2 separate regions of the Mus musculus genome follow, and region 2 is linked to region 1. A link is a loop called in an ENCODE intact Hi-C map of the cell type or tissue named here. Cell type or tissue: heart. All regions are shown on one strand.

What was found. A loop is a pair of places that touch in the nucleus more often than their neighbours do. Peaks named below come from ENCODE experiments on the same cell type or tissue, not always from the same donor. Only the 100,000 strongest peaks of a DNase experiment are listed, where the experiment ranks them.
Region 2: it touches region 1 in a loop (2.2-fold over the local background); 1 of 42 quality-filtered maps calls a loop at or near these places.

What each region holds. Positions count from the first base shown.
Region 1 is chr3:95,700,842-95,704,841 of GRCm38, forward strand. No RefSeq gene overlaps it. Among named protein-coding and RNA genes, the nearest start is that of Adamtsl4, 15 kb to the left of the region's middle. In heart, a CTCF peak has its summit at 1,564; a DNase peak (open chromatin) is centred at 1,500; H3K4me3 peaks cover 1,069 bases; H3K27ac peaks cover 1,848 bases.
Region 2 is chr3:95,818,426-95,822,425 of GRCm38, forward strand. It overlaps Rprd2 (regulation of nuclear pre-mRNA domain containing 2), which reads right to left and starts at 528. Exons shown (of 11, transcript NM_001368178.1): 1 at 122-528. The coding sequence starts at 326. Gm29948 (a long non-coding RNA gene) reads left to right here and starts at 455. Exons shown (of 2, transcript XR_375854.4): 1 at 455-705; 2 at 1,295-3,476. In heart, CTCF peaks have their summits at 502 and 1,935; DNase peaks (open chromatin) are centred at 506 and 1,026; H3K4me3 peaks cover 2,479 bases; H3K27ac peaks cover 2,120 bases.

The DNA.
Region 1 (4,000 bases):
TCTCCCATCTGTTCTTCTCCAGTGAGTCCTTCACAGCAGGGGTGGGATTTATTATTTACTTGATTTTGTTTGCTTTTGAGATAGCCTCAGCTAGCTAGAAACTTCCTTAGTGGCCCAGACTGGCCTTCACCTCATGCAGCCCTTCTGTGTTGGGATTATAAGTATGAACCACCATATCCAGCTTCCCATTTTCTTTAAATTTTACCTTTCCCAGCCTGCTCTGTGTGGGTGTTTTTCTTGCTTCTATGCCTGTGTTCCATGAACCCCAAGAGGCCAGAAGTGGGGGTCAGATCTCCTAAAGTGGAGTTACAGACTTCTGAGCTGCTGTGTGGGTGCAGGGAATCAAACCCTGGTCCTCTGGAAGAGCGATGTTAGGCCCCCACCCTCAAGTCCCTAAAACGGCAGCACTCCTGACAGTGTCCCCAAATGACAATCTGGGCTCAGCTCAGGCTGGACTCAAAATAGAACAAGTTTGTCTGTGGATAAACAAAAGCTTACACTCAGCATTCTCCAGAAGCCTACAAAATGGCTTCTGACTGCCAGGTAGAGCCATTTCCCTAATCTTTCCCTACCAAATGGGGCAAATGTGGCAACTAGTTCCCTATTAACATAAACTGTAACACATATCAAAGCCCCTCTACCACTCTGAACCTCCATGCTGTTCTGGCTAGCTCCTCTCTTTATAACTGGCAAGGCTTTCCCTACCTTTTTGACCCTTGAGAGATAGCCTTGGCAGTTTGAATAAACTTTTCCTTTTCCACCCACAGGAGTGGTCTAATCACTGCGATTTCCCGTGCAAGCAAGTGCTCAGAATTGCTGAGCCATCTCTCTCTGTCCCATCTCATATCCCATCAGGGTATCTGATTTGCCACTTTGCCCCCCACCCCTTTTTTTTTCTTCAAGGTTTTATTGTGTACCCTGGCTGGCCTGGAACTCATTGTATAGACCAGGCTGGTCCTCCTGCCTCTGCAGTACTGGAATTGAAGGTAAATTGCCTTGTATTTTAAAGTAATTTACAGTTTAATCTTCGTTATCAGGACCTGTTCCCCAGATTTTGCCCTTGTTTAACATTTTACAAACGTTCGGATAGGTTTGGCTAACGTTGCACTCAGCAACTACCTGGTGAATCCACACAGGACCAACTGCATGGACTCTCAGCAGGGATAGAGAGAGATGCCTTAGCAGTTCTGAGCCCTCCAAGTCCTGTTGCTCCCCCCAGGTTGGCTCCGGGCCGTTCTGGGCCGTTCTGGGCCGTCCCGGGCGGCTCCAGGCGGCCCCTGGCTCAAACTGCAGAGGTCTGGCCTTCTAAAAGGAGCCTGGACTCCCTTTTCCCCCTCCCTCCCCAATCAGCATCTAACAAAAACTCTTTTGTGATTTTATGCCTGGGGGAGTCGACTGAGTCAACGGCTGATGTGATTCCCGCAGAGCTGAGTCCAAAGGTCTGCTCAGGGTTTCCTTCTCAGAGTCCAGAACCCCGCCCTAGGCCCCGCCCCGAATCTCCGCGCCCTGCTCCGTTTTGCCGGGAAGACCCGGAGCTGGGCTTCTACTGCCCCTGCATGGTGGTAGCATTGTGGTCTAGGGAATCAGAGGGTCACGTGAGACCAAATGAGTAATCTAAGGCTGGGTACTGTGAGCTTGGGGAGACTCGGGGACTGTCGAGAAGGCAAGACTGTGAAAACCAGGAGGCTGTGGGCCCTGGAAGATGGCACGTGGTCTCCTGAAGTACCCCTGGTACAGTAAAACAAGATTCCTACAATGTTATGGATAACCTTTTGTTCTTATGGACATCCTAGAAAGGATACTTTGTTTTGGAAAATAACAACTTCCTTACTGCCAAGTCCCTCATCCCAACCCTATAAACCATTTCAGCCAGCTCCCTCTACCCTCTGTAGACCCCTCAATTTCCCGTGGGAGAGAGGCTGCCTCTTGCTAAGTGCACTAATAAATATAGTGTGTCTTAGCGGTTGAAAGTCAGGCCCCTGTCTTTTCTGCCTCCTGTCCTTTTAAGCTGCTTTAGAAATATCACAGTTGCTGGGCAGTGGTGGCGCACGCCTTTAATCCCAGTACATGGGAGGCAGAGGCAGGCAGATTTCTGAGTTCGAGGCCAACCTGGTCTACAGAGTGAGTTCCAGGACAGCCAGGGATACACAGAGAAAACCTCTTTCGAAAAACAGAAAAACAAAACAAAACAAACAAACAAAAAAAAACAAAAACAAAAAAAGAAAGAAAGAAAGAAAGAAAAGAAATATCACAGTTCCAATAAGTCTTTGTAGACCTGACAGGTTTCCCGGGCTGCAGGTTGCTGAACAGAGTTGTAATAATTTTTAGGATTTTTTTTTTTTTTTTTGCATTTGGACATTCAAGCTTTTTGTTTACTGATATAGGTTAATCACCTGTATCAATAGACTTCACGTTATTTTCATACACAAATATAATGAATTTGACTATATTCCCCCCAATGCCTCCTTGTCCTAATTTACTTTCTGTTCCTATGACGAAGACTATGACCAAAGCAAGGGAGAGAAAGGGTTTACATCATACAGGTTACAGTCCACCATTGATGGCCATCAGAGCAAAGTCAAGGCAGAAACCTGGAAGCGAGCCATGAAGCAGAGGCCTTGAGAAACACTTGCTACGCAGTGCTTAAGGTGACCTTGAGTTACTGCTCCTCACCCCTGCATCTCTTAAATCTTGGGGCTACAGTTGCCACTGTGGGGATGTGACAGGCAGCCCTAACTGCAAGGGACTGTGGTTTCCCCTGCTCAGAAGTGAACTGCTCTATCCCAGTCACCAAAGCTCTCAGATCTGAGGAAAACCTTAGGTACATCCCTATGATGAGTAGAGAAACTTAGTATGGAGCCAAGCATACCCTAGGGACTCTGGGGGCCAAAAGGCTGTTCCTGGGAGATGCAGTAGAGGATAAGAGAGATGGAGTGAGGGGCTTAGCAGTAAGGAAGTACCAATGCAGAGCAAACATTGAAAGTATTACAGTTGTGTGCCCGGGCGAGCCCAGTGGCCTGCAGGTGAGATTAGAATAGGAAAACGGGCCATGAGGTATTAACGGCTGCCTTTTAAAAAAAAATTTAAGATTTATTGTATAAACAAACCAGAAGAGGGCATCAGATCCCATTACAGATGGTTTTGAGTCACCATGCGGTTGCTGGGAATTGAACTCAGGACCTCTGGAAGAGCACTGACTACTCTTAACCTCTGAGCCATCTCTCCAGCCCTAACAGCTACCTTTGCTAATTGCTGTGGGAAAGGGGTAAGATGGTTTCTTTTTATTATTGTAGAACTGAAAAGTAAGAAACCAAGGGAGCTAAAACCATTTTCCTGCCTGGTGTGGATTCCATGGTCAGTGTAACACAGACCTTTCTGATGTTCTTAAGACCCCACCATAACCTCCTCCTTCAGGGCATGATGTTTGGCTCTAAGGCCGTGGTCCTTCTGGGAGCAGTAAGAATAAATTCATGTAATCTAAGCCTTTGGTCTTTCCCAGTGGATTCCACAGCCTCGACCCCACCATACCTGGCTTATCTCCCTCTCATTCGGGTAATTTACCTAAGGACCTTACATGTGGTGTGATTCTACCTCCAAGCTGTTTCCTATCTCTCCGGCGATGAATCTTCTCTTTCTGTAGAAGTGTGAGTTCCTGGGAACCCTTGCTTCTTTCACTGAAGCTTTTTATCAAGACCTTATCTTCATACCTGGTGTTGAAGCCTATTATGGCCAAAGAAGTTCCACTTTCTGCTAAGCATTCATCTTGATACATATCAGCTGATTGTGACCCTGTCGCTGGAAGATAAGTTCCCAGTAACCCTGACTCTGACCCCCACTTAAAAATGTACAGCTATGACTTTCTACCTGTTATGATATGAGTACTTAGCTTCTGTAACTGTTTACACAGCTATCCAAAGATTGTTTTGAGTTGCCTTAACCACTTTACCTGGCAGAACAGAATAGTTTTTGCTTGTTTGCCTGTGGAAGTCCTTCCCCAGGA
Region 2 (4,000 bases), 120 kb after region 1:
CGATCTTTAATGTGAACCCCAACTGAATGCAGCAGCTCGGTGGGCAAACCCCAGAGTGTTTTGGGGGCCGCATTTTCTCCATCTCTCCAGCCTCCCCCTTCCTAGTCGCCCCCACACTCACATCTCCGGAGCCACTTCATCCAATGGTAGACGATTGTACTGTGGTGTTTCTTGTTTTCTATACACCAGGACGACAAGCCTTGAATGGATTCCATGGTGTTGGTCACCGACTGGAATTTTCGATCCAACGAAGACTCCAGGGCCCCTGCGGACGAGGCCGACGAGGAGGAGGCCTTACTGCTGCCTCCGCCGCCGCCGGCCGCCATCTTCCCCGGTTTGCACAAGCGCCTCTGGTCCTCTGGCGGCGGCGGCGGCGGCGGCGGCGGGAGCGGGCAAAACAATCAGTGCGAGTGCGTGAAAGCAGCAGGAGGGGAGGGCGGCCAGGGGGTGGGGACGCTGCACGCGCTAGGCTCCTCTGGCGGCAGGAGGGCTAGCTGCTGGGCGCGCTGGCGGCTCCCACACGCTGCGAGGAGGGGCCGCGGCCGCGGAGGACTGTCAGTATGGCTCGGGGGTGGTGTTTAAACCGGGAGTCGGGAGACGACTACGGAGGAGACAGAACCTGCGACGGCGCCGACAACTAAGGCTTTTAGCCTCTACGCTCCTCAACTCTTAAGGCCCTTCCCTCATCCCGTTGGCCAAATTCCGGTGAGCCCAGGGCGGCCTTGGTACCGAAGACGAAACGCTACTCCGCCGTCCCTTCGGCTGCAGAGAGCTTTGCCTTTAGATTTTCTACCACAGGAAAGGCCCAAAGCTACCTAGGCAGAAAATTTTCTTTCTTTTTTTTTTTTTCTTTTCTTTTTTTTTTTTTTCTTTTTTCTTTTTTTTTTTTTTTTTTGCAACGCAATAGCAGCAATAGACCAGCAGAAGAAATGCGCACGCGCACGGAAGCCCCGCCCCTCCGCTTCCTCCTCAATCTTGAGCACGGGGGCCGAGGGGGCGTGATGGCGCTGCGATTCGACCAATCAGGGAAGGGGGTCGGAGAAGCGCGTCGGGACCTGAAGGCGGAGGAGGCGCTGCGTCTCTCTGTGCGCCTGCGCGTTAGGTCTGCGCCTAGCGGGTTGGGAGGAAAACCTGGGGAGGCAGGATTGAGGCGCTCCGGAGCCTAGGACGTTACTAGACCCCAGTTCAGTGCTCGGCCCTGCTTTTGGCTTCATGGCGGGGTTGCTCCCTGGGAGCCTTTAATTCACACTAGGATGGGAAATGCCCACCGTTCTGTGGCTACTGTTTTTGACAGCTGCAGCTGCGTTCCCTGCCACCCCGCCATCGGGGACCTACACGCGACAAAATGGCTGGCACGTCTTGCGGAGTGGGGGAAGACGCGCATGCGTCAGGCCCTGTTAGCTGTTCTCTAGGCACTCCTTGACTAACCTATGCTACACGCCCGACTGCGATGACACCGTTCACAGCCAGCCGACCGACTGCATTCTAGAAAGAGGGAATAAAAGTTAAACGAAAATTTCTCTGAAAAGTCTTCGAAGCGAGGAAAGAGTAATTGACAAGGTGTGGCTTCTTTGCTAGGTAGTAACATCACAATTTCGTAATGCGTTATAGGTTTGTTTTTGTTTTTTCGAGACAAGGTTTTTCTGTGTAGCCCTGGCCGTCCTGGAACTCACTCTGTAGACCAGGCTGGCCTCGAACTCAGAAATCCACCTGCCTCTGCCTCCCAAGTGCTGGGATTAAAGACGTGCACCACCACTGCCCTGTGCGTTACAGTTTACAAGAGTCTTGAGTATTGTGTTTATTAGCACAGCCTCAAATTAACCATTATGGGCTGGAGAGATGGCTCAGCACGTAGGAGCACTGACTGCTCTTCCAAAGGTCCTGAGTTAAAATCCCAGCAACCACATGGTGGCTCACAATCATCCTTAATAAGATCTGACGCCCTCTCTGGTGTGTCTGAAGACAGCTACAGTGTACTTAGATATAATAATAAAGAAAATCTTTTTAAAAAATTAACCATTACATTCTCATCTGCCTGTGTGAATCTTTTGAGAAGATTGGACGTTCATGTATTCCTATTGAACACAGGAACTTCATTTTAATTATGCCAACTCAACGGAAAGGTTTTTGAGGCAAGGAGCCTGTTTCATCATTTAAAATTAATATCTCTGTGCCAAGAACTGTTTTAGGATTAGGGAAATGATGGCAAAGCAGACAAAAATTACTCCGCCTTGATTTGGTATCAGGACCAAACCACAAGCATGTGTCAGGGAGTAAGGAGTCATAAAGAGGTATGGAGTAAGATTAAAGGAGAAAGACTGTGTATATGAATAATGGTGTGATCCAGTTTTTAAAAAGAGATTGAGAAAAAAGCAACCAAGCACATATGAGGGGAGGGAAGAAGAGCTGGCAAAAGAACACCAAGTGCTGAGTCCCTAAACCAGGACTGTTGAAACATTTTAGAGGAAGAAGAAGGAAGCCAGTGTGACTGGCAGAGGATGAGAAAGCCACTAAGATAAGAGACAGAAGAGGTGAGAAGCAAAGAGGGCTCATGTAGGGCATTGAAAGCCACTGTACTGACTTTGGGTTTGTTTTTGTTTCTTTTGAGCTAAAGTTTCTCTGTGTAGCCCTGGCTATCCTGAAACTTGCTCTGTAGAGTCTGGCCTCCAATTCAGGAGATCCTATCTCCTTGCCTTCCAAGTGCTGAGGTGGGTTTTTTGTTGTTGTTGTTTGTTTGTTTGTTTTGGTTTTCCGAGACAGGGTTTCTCTGTGCAGTCTTGGCTGTCCTGGAACTCTGTAGACCAGGCTGGCCTTGAACTCGGAAATCCACCTGCCTCTGTCTCCCAAGCGCTGAAATTAAAGGTGTGAGCCACTACTGCCCTGCCAAAGTGCTGAGATTTAAAAGCCTGTCTGCACTTTGGATTCTCTTTCTTTCTTCCAAGCTTTGATTTTTATTACTTATAAAAAGCTGCATATTTATTTTGCTTTCTGACTCTGTACTTGTGCTTTCACCACAATTTTCTGCTCCTCAATAAGGAAAGCCAGCTTGATCCTGTTCCAGACACACTTAGCTCACACACGGAATCACCATAGACAGAGGTCCTAAAATTCAGTTTCCAACAACCACATGAAGGCTCACAGCCATCTGTATAGCTACAGTGTACTCATATACATATTTATTAATAAATCTTGTTTTAAATTTTACAACACTTTTAAAGACCTTAATGATCCTACAATCAAGTTCTCATTCTCTGCAATGAACATTCTGATGAGCTGAATGGAAGTTTGGTATTCCAAATAGAAAAGAGCTGTGGAAAGAAGGAACAACTAACAGCAGATTGTTTTCAAGTTATTTTCCTTCCAAGGTTAAAAGCAGGACTTCCTTATCATACCAGCTGAAAATGACCTGCTTGGAGATTTCACTCTTACCTCTTTACTGGTTTCTTGGGAGATTAAAATAAACAAGTTTCACTTGATCACGTAGGCCTTTAATGTGACTCCATTTTGATTTGGTTGAGCAATAGCCAGCCTTCGGTAAATTCTAACCATCTTTAAATGAAACAGTAAGCAAACTCTTTTAATGGGGGGGGGGATCATTTTTGGGGCAGGTATGTCTGTCTATGTCTGTGTTCATTTACTCTTACATGCAAGGGGAGGACTTCACAGATCTTGCTGTTTTATCCCTTGTTGTTTTGCCTGTGGCCAGCAAGCTCCAGCCATCCTCCTATCTCTACCCTATAGAAGCTGGGCTTCTGGATTTAGACTCTAGCTGCCACACCTGGCTCGCCTTTTTTCTTTTTTTTTTTTTTTTTTCTTCCCAAAGAAATAGTCTAATTGTGCTGGGCAGTGGTGGTGCATGCCTTTAATCCCAGCACTTGGAAGGCAGAGGCAGGCGGATTTCTGAGTTGCAGCCTGGGCTACAGAGAGTTCCAGGACAGCCAGGACTACAGAGAAACCCTGTCTCGAAAAACAAAACAAGCAAAAACAAACAAACAAACAA